2 separate regions of the Homo sapiens genome follow, and region 1 is linked to region 2. The links are chromatin loops, found by intact Hi-C in ENCODE. Cell type or tissue: PC-9. All regions are shown on one strand. Each heading gives the region's core, and the rest is flanking DNA. Links, peaks and the distances in the headings are about the cores only.

Region 1 (2,926 bases), core at 275-2,774, 260 kb before region 2:
TTCTTTCTTTCTTTCTTTCTTTCTTTCTTTCTTTCTACTCTTCTGTCTGTCTCTGTCTCTGCCTTTCTTTCCTTCCTTCCTTTCTTCATTCCCAGTTTTTATCCCAAAAGAAGATTAGGCCAAAAAAGTTGCAAAATACACTGATGTATCTAATGTCACAAATGTTAGTTATACTTTGAAGATTTTTGACTAATAGTCATGTGTTCTAATAATAGTAATAGCCACTATTACTATTTATTGCTTTTCCAGTCGGTTACAGTATAAATGATCTCAGTAAATCAACCTAACAGTTCTAGGAAAGAGATATTATTTTCCCTGAGCATATTTTAGGGCTTAAGGGTTTAGTAACTTGCCCATTGTTAAATAGCCATGCCATCCCCTTTTCTTGGGCCATTTTGCTGCTCTTAGCATAATGGTAGGTAATGGGCATGAGGTGGGGGTGGAAGAGCAAAGAGTGGGGGCCAAATATCTGTCATAGGACAGATATTTGACTGTCCTGTGAATTACATGTGTATATAAAAATTGTTTCATTAAGGAAAAAAACTGAACTAGCCTTTGATCAGCTCTCGTGAGAATTGACTCACTTATCACAAGGAAAGCATGGGGGAAACTGCCCCTATGATCCAATCACCTCCCACCAGGTCCTTCCTTTGACACATGGAGATTACAATTTGAGATGAGATTTTGGTGGCAACACAGAGCCAGACCATATCATTTACCATTTTGGGCTGTTTTCATAAGTAAATATTGGGAGACTAATTTAGGAGATGCTATTGTTGGGTCCCATTAAACAATTAAAAGGGCTTGCAGGGGAGACAATTGTGTAAAGCCAGGGTGAGAATGCTGACCCACACGTCGAACACTAGACAACAGGTGTATGTTGACTGTCTACTCTGTGATCACTAGAATAAATAAGTGACCTGAATTTTGAGTATAAAAAGGGAAAAGTGTAAAAATGTAGCAAAACTCTGAGCTTCCTTTATCCATCAGGTCCTAGTGAACATAAATACCCATCCCACTTCTCTAACTTCTTTTGATACTGGCTTCTTTCGATAGTGATTTAGTATAACGATCCAACTTTCTGGACTGGGCTTCACAGGGCTGTTGTTTTCACCTGTCCTTTTCCTTGAATTGGTGGTGCACCCCCTCAGAGAGCATGTGGAGTAGGGGGCACCTATAATGCACTCCATTTGGGCAAACTAAGCTACATCTGCTCTCTCCAAACAACAGTCCACGCTGACACATGCTAGGCCTAGTGGGTCCTCATCTTTCCCGGTTTCTAGAGATTCTCCTTTAGTTTAGGCCTGGAGACTTTCTGCTCTGTGTTGATTACTGTTGAGCAGTTTCTGGTGTCTCAATAGTGCTCCCTGCTGGAGATGCTCTATCATCAGATATACCACCTTTGGCAAGAAGTCGGAGGACTCTCCATCAAGTGTGAACCTGGGCTGTTCCTGCTATTCATTACCCTAGAAAGGACTCTGATAAATCATTAAGCTAGCCCTAGGGGGTCTGGTCAAGGCTCAGCTCTTTTATTGTTTGACATTTGTAATTCCTAAGGGTGGAAGGAATTCTCAGGTGTTACTCTAATAACAGCCTTGAGCCAGATGCTCTCCATCAAAAACTCTCTCAATAGTGGATTGTTCAAGAACAGAGTTCAGTATTTATACACATTTAACAAATCTTACTCCTCTCTAATTCACACAGTGTTTTGAAGGGCAGGGGACAGAACTTCTCTGGAGCTCCCAGGGCAAATGCAAGACTCTTAAGGGCCAGGGCACATTTATTAGTATGATCTCCATATCATACCTAACATATTAAAATACATCCCACATCCAGTAATCTTTTTATTTGCTATTTAAAAACAATTTTGAAAATTATTTTTAAAAATTTTGCTTTTGAAATTATTTTCATGTAGGTAATTTAGTTACTGTTATCTCCCAGCAATCAAATGCATTCTTGTGAATTTCTGCCAAGTGAGAGAAAGTAACATAATTTATTTATAAATGTGTGAAATGTTTATTAATAGTAACAATAAAGTTAACATGATACATACTGATGTTTAAGCATTTATTAATTCTCATTTTGCATTTTTTTATTTTGATATATTTTTCCTCTTTTCTTTCTTTCTTTCCTTTTTTTAAAGAGTTCTCAGACCTTTCAAAAGGTCTCAGACCCTAAGCACCATGTTCTCTAATGAATAAGATTGTACAACCAATGTTAATCAGCTTCTCAGGTAGGTAACCTTACCTTATACAACTCATAAGGCTAGGTATTAAGTTGGACTATATAAAATTGATGTTTTTTCTTGTAAAATATGATCAAATAGAAGGAATTTCACATAATTTAAACTAATAGTTTATGTTCATTCTATTCTGCTACTGAACACTATCTATATTATTCCTTTCATCTAACTGGATTTTTGTACCCATTAACCAACTCCTCTTTATCTCCCTTCAGTCCTCTGGTAAACTAGTAGTTTTTGGTTACAAATATAATATGTTTTCCCCCTTGGACACATGGATTTAAATCGTAGAGCTAAGACTAGTAAAAGCAACTGCTGTGCACGTGGCTGGTGCTCAGCATTTGCTGAATGAATGTATGCACACCTAAGCAAATAACCAAACTAAACATAACAATGTAAATAAGAGTTAAATTGCATGGTACAGACGTGTGGTCATGGACCTGGCAGAATATGTTAACCATACAAAGCCGTTTGAAAATTACTTTGAAGTTTTTTAAACCAACATTCTGTTTTTAATTTAATTTTGTTTTTTTTTAGAAGAGATTGGCATTTTCCGTGGGATAAAGCAGTTCTGGCGTATTTCACTGTTGACTTCTCATTAGGGAACAAAAAATGGAAACATCACAGGAGTTTAAGGAAGAAAAATTTAAAAAAAAATTATAGACCTAAGAGAGAAGAGACTTC
Region 2 (2,926 bases), core at 270-2,769:
AATCCCAGTACTGGGAGGCCGAGATGGGCAGATCACCGGAGGTCAAGAGTTCGAGACCAGCCTGTCCAACACGGTGAAATCCCGTCTCTACTAATAATACAAAAATGAGCCTGGCATGGTGGCAGGCACCTGTAATCTCAGTTACTCAGGAGGCTGAAGCAGGAGAATCGCTTGAACCTGGGAGGCGGAGGTTGCAGTGAGCCAAAATTGTGCCATTGCACTCCATCCTGGGCAACAGAGTGAGACTCCATCTCAAAAAAAAAAAAAAAAAAAAGACGTATATTGCATACTGTATTCTTTGCTTGCTGACTCTGTTACTGCCAGCCCTCTATCAGTTTCAGTCTATTTTCTGGACAATTTATTGCCTTCTCATATCCTTTTCCCCATAATATCTCTGAGAATCTGAAATGCTTTGCTGTAATGAAACTCCTTAGCCCATATAATATCAGCCTTTAAGGTGATTGTATTGCTTATACACCTGGTCTGAGAGATCATTGATTTTCAAATTCTTCCTTGAAAATCGTCTCTTCTGTTCTTGAATCCCCTATGTCCCAATCAATTCCCCATGAAGTCCATCTTTTCCAGGACTCAATTCACCTGAACTTCAGCATTCTCTTTGGCCAGCCTTCCCTGGAAGTCTACTTAGGGGGCATAGTTGACAATAATGTATATACAGCAGCCACAGAAATGTCTATGAGAGATATCAATATTTTTCAGATTTTAACTTCTGAAGTTCCTACAGGTAAGTGTTTTGTTGATGCTAGAAGAAAACAAGTTATAAGAGGTGTGTGAGCTTGATAATTGCTTAAGATGTTAATAGTCATTTAATCCTTAACTTGGTGGGAATCACATTGTGTGGCTGTAATGTAGGACTTCAAAACAAACCATCAGAAGTGTAAAGACTGGTTTTAATAAGCAGAGAGTTTGGCCTGCCTACTTTCCTCCCCCTCAATTTTTAAATGGGCCCAAGCAATTTGAAAACCAGAATGTACTAAACAGATAAGTTGATGTTTGTGAAACAGATATGTTGATGGCAGCATCAACATATCTTATGTGGTAAAGGGAGCTAAGTTTTTATGAGGCTATTATAATGGCTCTTTTATATACCCTGGAAATCCCATTTTAGACAACCATTTCCATCAGAGACTTCGGGATTGCAATAGGTAGTATGAGATATGTTACATTACGTGGTGATCGAAGTATCATGAAATACTCTTATGCTCTGCAGGCTTTTTATACAAATATGGCATGTATACAGGCAACTTATACAAATATCTAAGGCTTTTTCCTTCTGATTAAAAATTGTTTACTCTGGAATTTAACATTTATTTAATAACGTTTTAAAATAACACGAAGGGGTTTGCGTTAAAATAAGACGTATAAAAGCTGCTAGTATCTGTCAATATTTCATTCTTTAAGTATTCCCTGGTCCCGAAAATGAAATGTTGAGAACGTTGACAATTTCATTTCACAGGAAGAAACCACATAGTTTCTTTATCATAACAGCTCCCCCTGCTGATACAAAGTGAGAGCTTCGTAACTTCCTTTCAACTTTTCAGGGACTCTGGAAACATGGCTGGAAAACATTATTCTCAACTGAACCGTAGCCAGGAAAGTCTCAGGAGGGAATTCTTTCCTGACATAAAATTAAACCTGGCTTCAGCATATCTTAGGGGGGAAAAAGAAGGAAAACTTACTGTCGATGTTTCTTGGCTTGGCTTGCTTTCTGTTCTTAAAGCAACATTATTTTTAAAATCTGCAACAAAGCTTGTCATCTGCCAAGTCAGCCCAAGTCTCCTAGCCTCTCCAGTTAGGTTTCTGTGCCTTGTTGCCCTTTTATGTCCCTTGACTCCACTCAGACTGTTACCATGAATGGATGCCTTTTAACTTACCTGCAGTAGGAGCAAGTAGATGTCACTCTGTTTCCCATGGAAGGGAACCTGGTGCTAAAAGTCCCACAAAGCTCCAGGCATGGTGGCACCTGTGTGGTGATGGAGCTTCCAGGCCACAGATTATATGACCTGGTGCTACTGGCAAGAAAGTAGTAGGTTATTTATTCACCTGAGGGCTTATGCTGTTAGAATCATTGAGTTAAAAAAAAAAAAAGAATTGCCTCTACCAGGGCACTTGTAGGTGAAAGATTTCTTATATTGCATGCATACTTGCCAAAGCAGTGCTGGTTTCTGGTCACCCCCTTCTCTGGCATGACATTCTTTTCTGTTTCCATCAAATGCAAAGACTTAGAGCTTATTTATGGGTGTGAAAGGACTACGGCAAGAGAACTGATCCCTCCCCACTGCAAGGAGCTTTATAGGATGCAGAAGTGGTCATTGTAGGTCTTTGGAAGTTCAGGCATTGGCGCCTGGCTCTGAAATTATTACCCTCATTAAAATGCTTTTCTAGGATTATGGAATGCTACGTTTGGTATCACATAGTCAATATGAACCCTGTGCAGACAGGTAAACAACACATCACACACTCCATATACCTTGCTAAAAAACACCCAGCAGAGACCCTGACAAACTTCAGCACATGCCTGTGTGATCTGATTTAAAATCTGCTCCTAGCAAGTTGCACTGCTTAAGAAAACATATCTTCTTCAATTAGCCTATATAGTAGATGGCTTTTTGGAAGCTAAAGTGTTATATATCTAAGACATTAACTTAAAATGTAAATATTTCAGGAAAGGAGAATAAAGTTAACATTTACACTGAATTATATTTTTAGAGGGAACACCTAGCCACTTACCTAGCCAGGAGGCCCTGATGATAGAGCTCACATTATTGATCGGGAGTGCAGTGCTTTGAGGAAGATGGGCTGAAGGGAAAGGTCAGGCTGGGGACAGTGGGTGTTACCTGGGAGGCCCTGTGCAGCTTTGCGAGTGAGAGACCCGGGTATACTGGAGACAAAATGAAGGCACTGTGGG

Evidence for each region. A loop is a pair of places that touch in the nucleus more often than their neighbours do. Peaks named below come from ENCODE experiments on the same cell type or tissue, not always from the same donor. Only the 100,000 strongest peaks of a DNase experiment are listed, where the experiment ranks them.
Region 1: a loop joins it to region 2, with 7 times the contacts of the local background. A loop is called at or near these places in 8 of 110 quality-filtered maps.

The regions. Positions count from the first base shown.
Region 1 is chr5:39,282,148-39,285,073 of GRCh38, forward strand. It overlaps C9 (complement C9), which reads right to left. Exons shown (of 11, transcript NM_001737.5): 11 at 1,993-2,926. Among named protein-coding and RNA genes, the nearest start is that of FYB1, 64 kb to the left of the region's middle. RefSeq lists a silencer at 1,023-1,187. In PC-9, for the core only: CTCF peaks have their summits at 1,355 (motif pointing left) and 1,556; a DNase peak (open chromatin) is centred at 1,384.
Region 2 is chr5:39,546,228-39,549,153 of GRCh38, forward strand. No RefSeq gene overlaps it. Among named protein-coding and RNA genes, the nearest start is that of LINC02104, 27 kb to the left of the region's middle. In PC-9, for the core only: CTCF peaks have their summits at 1,510 (motif pointing left) and 1,712; a DNase peak (open chromatin) is centred at 1,514.